2 separate regions of the Mus musculus genome follow, and region 1 is linked to region 2. Evidence: chromatin loops called from intact Hi-C (ENCODE). Cell type or tissue: heart. All regions are shown on one strand.

Evidence for each region. A loop is a pair of places that touch in the nucleus more often than their neighbours do. Peaks named below come from ENCODE experiments on the same cell type or tissue, not always from the same donor. Only the 100,000 strongest peaks of a DNase experiment are listed, where the experiment ranks them.
Region 1: a loop joins it to region 2, with 2.7 times the contacts of the local background. A loop is called at or near these places in 1 of 42 quality-filtered maps.

What each region holds. Positions count from the first base shown.
Region 1 is chr8:105,365,781-105,368,280 of GRCm38, reverse strand. It overlaps Slc9a5 (solute carrier family 9 (sodium/hydrogen exchanger), member 5), which reads right to left. Exons shown (of 16, transcript NM_001081332.1): 16 at 1-275. Among named protein-coding and RNA genes, the nearest start is that of Plekhg4, 6.2 kb to the left of the region's middle. In heart, a CTCF peak has its summit at 1,009 (motif pointing left); no DNase peak of the experiment used is centred here.
Region 2 is chr8:105,533,099-105,535,598 of GRCm38, reverse strand. The region is part of intron 2 of Atp6v0d1 (ATPase, H+ transporting, lysosomal V0 subunit D1); the gene reads left to right. Among named protein-coding and RNA genes, the nearest start is that of Hsd11b2, 16 kb to the right of the region's middle. In heart, a CTCF peak has its summit at 1,423 (motif pointing right); a DNase peak (open chromatin) is centred at 1,468; H3K27ac peaks cover 1,181 bases.

The sequences.
Region 1 (2,500 bases), 170 kb after region 2:
CAGGTCAATAGGAACCTGGGGCTCTTCAGTGACCAGAGGGTGGGGGGGTAAGCGGGTTAAAGTCGGGGGCTGGGTGCAGGGAGGGGATGCCAGGCTCTCCAGGGACGAGATGCTCTGGTTCCAGCCTGTCTGCATGTCCACAGGCACGATCTTGGTTGTTTCTGAAGACACATACACAGCCAGGTCTCCCTGCCCACTCTTCCAGGGTAACTCCTTCTCTGCACAGGTTGGGGATGGGGGAATGATGCGTGGGCTTGGACACACCTCAAGGCTTCCTGGGAACGCAGAGAGAGTACACATGAGTTTATTGTCAATGCAGGGGAATCCTCAAATGTACCCGAGGTCACCATATTGCACTCATCTGTGCTGTACTCAATAAATGTCTCCCTGGGAGGAAGCATCGGACTGCTTTGGTTGTCTTGTGTCCTAGCACTAGCAGAGAGTTGCACACAGAACCGCTGTCCACAGGTACATACTGAACAAATGGTAATTAACTACAGCTCAGGAAAACCAAACAAGAAGGATGCCTTGTCTCTGATCACCCTCAGTTAGCAGCAGCAGCTCAGAGACCGGATCTTGCTAAGGCTCATTCTGACCAAGCAGTGAGACACCCTACTGAGCTGTGACAACAACTGTGACAACTCCACTTGGGACTGGAGAGGTGGCTCAGAGGTCAAGAGCACTTGCTGTTCTTGCAGAAGACTCAGTTCCGTTTCCAGGACCAGGTCAGGCAGCTTACAACCGCCTGCAACTCTAGCTCGAGGGCATTCCCTGCCCTCTTCTAGCCCCTGACAGCATCCACAAATACATGGAATAGACAGACACACTCACTACACTTGTTAAAATAAATCTTTAAAATGTCTCCAGATGGGGACTGGAGAGATGGCTCAGTGGTGAAGAGCACTGGCTGCTCACCCAGAGTTCCTGAGTTCAATTCCCCCGACAAGCACATGGTGGCTCACAACCATCTATAAGGAGATCTAGTGCCCTCTTCTGGCCGCAGGCATATGTACAGGTAGAATGCTGTATACATAATAAATACATTAATTAAAAAAGAGAAGATTCTGGACTTCACTGAAGTCCCCTTTGGAGCAAATTTTTTATGTTTTGGTTGTGAGCCTAGCCTTTAACTGCTGAGCCATCTCTTCAGCCATGGAGCAAACTTACTATCCCACCACATTCTTTTGTTTTATTTTGTTTTGTTTTTTTCAGATAGGGTTTCTCTGTGTAGGGCTGGCTGTCCTGGAACTCGCTCTGTAGACCGGGTTGACCTTGAACTTAGAGACTCACCTGTCTCTGCCTCCTGAGCACTGAAATTAAAGGTGTGTGCCACTACCACCACCTGGCACCACCACCTTATAAACCTGGTATAATTTTTATAAGTGAATGAATGTCATTTTCTACAGGGAAACTTCTGAATCATAAAGTTAAGAAAAAACCCTTGATTTGTAGGTGATTTAAATTACATCAAGAAATTGTAAGTATGTATATTTAAATTTCTCAAAGTACAGAGGAGTTTAGAAGTCATGTAAAGCTGATCTGGACCCAGACAGAAAGAAATCTGTCCTTTTGAAATCTGATTCAGGGAATTAAATTATTTAAGAAATATTTTCCTGATTTTTTTCCCTAAAAGTTATTTTCATAGAAACCACAATACAAAGGCACAGCAAACTTTTGATCATACACTGTTGGGGAAAATGAGAGGGAAAAAAAGGAATATCTTTTGTTTTGAATGTACTTGAATATCAAACTCCCAAAGAGTTACTTTGTGAAAGAGATAGAATTGGTCTTGTACTGCTTCAGGCTGTGCCTGAAGATTTTACAGAAATGATGGTCCAGTATGAGGAGAAAAATTCACAGAAAGATCAGATGGTGGATTTTTGAGAAGGAAACTCTGAGGTGGCCATTTTCTCCAAGACCATGATTGTGAAGTTCAATAAGGGCCTGGATTGCTTCTTCCATAGATCCCAACGGAATGAGAGCCATCTTAAGGTCTCTCTGAAAGAACTTAAAGCCTTCACTGAACGTCCAGCCTCTGGGAACAGGTTCTTCTGATCATGCATTGTAACAGAAGGAGCAATGTTGGAAAGACACCGTGTGGCTGATGCAGAGAAGATATTTTGGAAATTCTTTTATCCGGGCTTTTTAAAGCAATGCAGGGGACTATTGCTGAAGTTCTTGGTCAGACCTTGGTCTTCCTGTCCCTCTCTAGGGAGCTGGATGGCTTGATGTTTGGACAGTGTAGCCTGAAGTACTTTAGAAGGGACTTATTAACTGAATGTAAAGTGTGGTCTATGCTGCATCTTTACTTGCACAAAACTGCTGCAAAGGGGCTGGATGAGGTAGCACACACCTTACTTCCAGGACTTGGAGGCAGGGTCAGGAGGATTGTGGGTTTGAGGCCAGCTGGGCAAGCCTGGGTTACATAATGAGACCTTGTCTCAAAATAAACAAATACAAATAAAAATCAAGGGAATCCTCCCAGCTAGGATTTTTTTTT
Region 2 (2,500 bases):
GCAGGCAAATTTCTGAGTTCAAGACCAGCCTGGTCTACAAAGTGAGTTCCAGGACAGCCAGGGCTACACAGAGAAACCCTGTCTCGGGAAAAAAAAAAAAAGAAAGGAAGAAAGAAAGAAAGGAAGAAAGAAAGGAAGAAAGGAAGGAAGGAAGGAAGGAAGGAAGGAAGGAAGGAAGGAAGGTGGGTGTTTGAGGGAAGAACTAATAAGGATGGGAATCTAGACTGAAAAAAACTTTGGCTGAGTCCAGAGCCAGGCCAGGAGGGCACTACACAGATGCAGAGTGAGTGGTGCTGAGGGGCAGACAGTGACAACAGGGGTGGTTGTGTGCCTGCCACAGAGCAGGCAGTCTGTGTGAAGTAGACTCTCAGCGTGTAGTTTTAGGTGACCTACTCAACATTCACAATCCTAACACATTTAATATGCTGCTAAAATGAGGGCTGTTACCAGGCCTAACTTGCCCTGTAACTTGTGATAGAACCTGCATTCAGGGTTCTTTAGCCATGAAGGATACTTTTACTTGGCCCATTTCATGGTATTTTCTCACAGGAGAACCCCCTAACCTTGGAAGAGAAGTTGGGAAAGTTGTTTGTAGAGGGTCAACTTGGTCTCTGGGACATCTTCAGGTGGCCCCTAAGTGCCATTGTTTTTAAATGAAGCAGGTCTCAAGCAAGGGCCATCCCTGGTGTATAACAATTGCCTGTAGCCTACGTGTCCACTGGCAGAAATTGTGTGGTTTAACCTGTACTATCTGGGAGAATGACCATCAGTGGAAGTGGACACCTGGAAGGAACCTTTGTCCCAGGACATGGTCTCACATGTCTAGTGGGTCCCCAAAGCATCTCTTACCTCCTAAGTGAGGCCATGTTGCCTCACGTTGGCCCTTCATTGTCCTAGAGTGGTCACTGGGTTTCCTCAGGCCTTCTTATCCTGACTGTTCCCAATGAGGCTCTCGGGCTGCTGTGGGTTGTTCCCTTATTGCTCTTTAGGATGGAAAGGAAGCCAGCACTGACCCTGTTCTTTCTGACCTAGGAAAAAGCATGACTATGAGGGACCCTTCAGGATTCCAAAGGCTCAGATCAAATAGGATAACTCAACTGGGCCTTTGAGGAGGGTCAGGATTTTAATGAGGAGATGGTCAGAGCCTCACTAACTCTTCTGTAGTCCACATCTCATTCATTCTGGTTGCAAAGGGGAACTTGAGGCTTAAGGGGTAATGTGCTAAGTAGAAAAGGTCATAGCAGAGACTTCTGTTCATTTTCAGCCCTGGGTGGGGTTCCTTGGAACTAGATGTAGTTTAGTACAGATAATGTCACTAGCAACAAATGAGGCTCCTTGGTGGGGGCTGCAGATAGGCCATTTGGCACAAGTACCTGGTTATACACAGCCTGCCAGCCCAAGTGCAGAAAAGCTATGTTGCTCCAGCAGGTGGCACCAAAGGGCACAGTGGAGAGACAGGGTCGGCTAGGGACTCTAAAGGTTTCTTGAAGGAAGTAGCTTCCTAAACTGTAGCCTGAAACTTCTCCCACTCCAAGCTATTTGGAGGCACAGGGCAAGGGAGGGCCTTAGGGCAGAGGATTATAGACTGCTCTACCCCCTTCCCCCATCCCCCACTCCAAAAGGGCCTCTTTGGCCTGGCAGGCAGTGGGCCATCCACTCCCCAGCTGTCTTCCTCTGGAGGGAGATGCTGACCAGCTGGAACTTTATTCTCTCTTTTGAGGCCAAATGAGGGGAGACATGGCAAAGCAGCTTTCTGGGGGCAGGGAGGCAATTTCTGAAGACCAGGCAAAGAGGAGGGAGGTTTCCTGTTTGCTGAAGGTAGGAAGGCATATGGCTGGGTCTTATCTCTGCCAGGCCTGTCCTGCCTTCCATCTCCCAGGAAAGACGATCCTGAGCCTTGCTGTACAGGAAGGGAAAGCAGGGGCCTCCACTGAAGCAATCTTAGAGTTGGCCCCGGGGAGGGAAGTACTCAGCCTGGCACAGGATACAGGCTGGCCTGGCCTGTGTAGAAGGAGGAGTTAGAAGGGGCTGAGTGCTGTGATTGTGAGTGGCCCTAACTTGGCCCAGCATTTTTCTCTGTACTCAACTAAGGCTTATAGCAAGGAGAGGTTTGGGGAAGCTAGAAGGGAGGGGAGAGCTACTACTGACTTCTGCATACAGTGTCAGAGCTGAACCATGAACTACAGCTGGTTTCTTCTACTCACTAGAGGTATAGCAGTGAAGTCAGGTGGCAGCATTTCCCTACAGGGCTTTCTTCTGAGGCTGGTCCAGGGCTCTTAGAAGTACTCAGACAGTCTTATTCCAGTCTTGTCCCTAGCCTAAACAGATAAACAGAGACCCTGGCTTGTGGGCACAAGGGGGAAGGAAAAGTTTAGACTAAGGAAACTGGGGTTGTGGGGTCTCTCTGAGAGACAGAGGTGGGAGTTTAGAGCTAAAACATAAAGCTTTGGCTAAGCCGGGCGTGGTGGCGCACGCCTTTAATCCCAGCACTGGGAGGCAG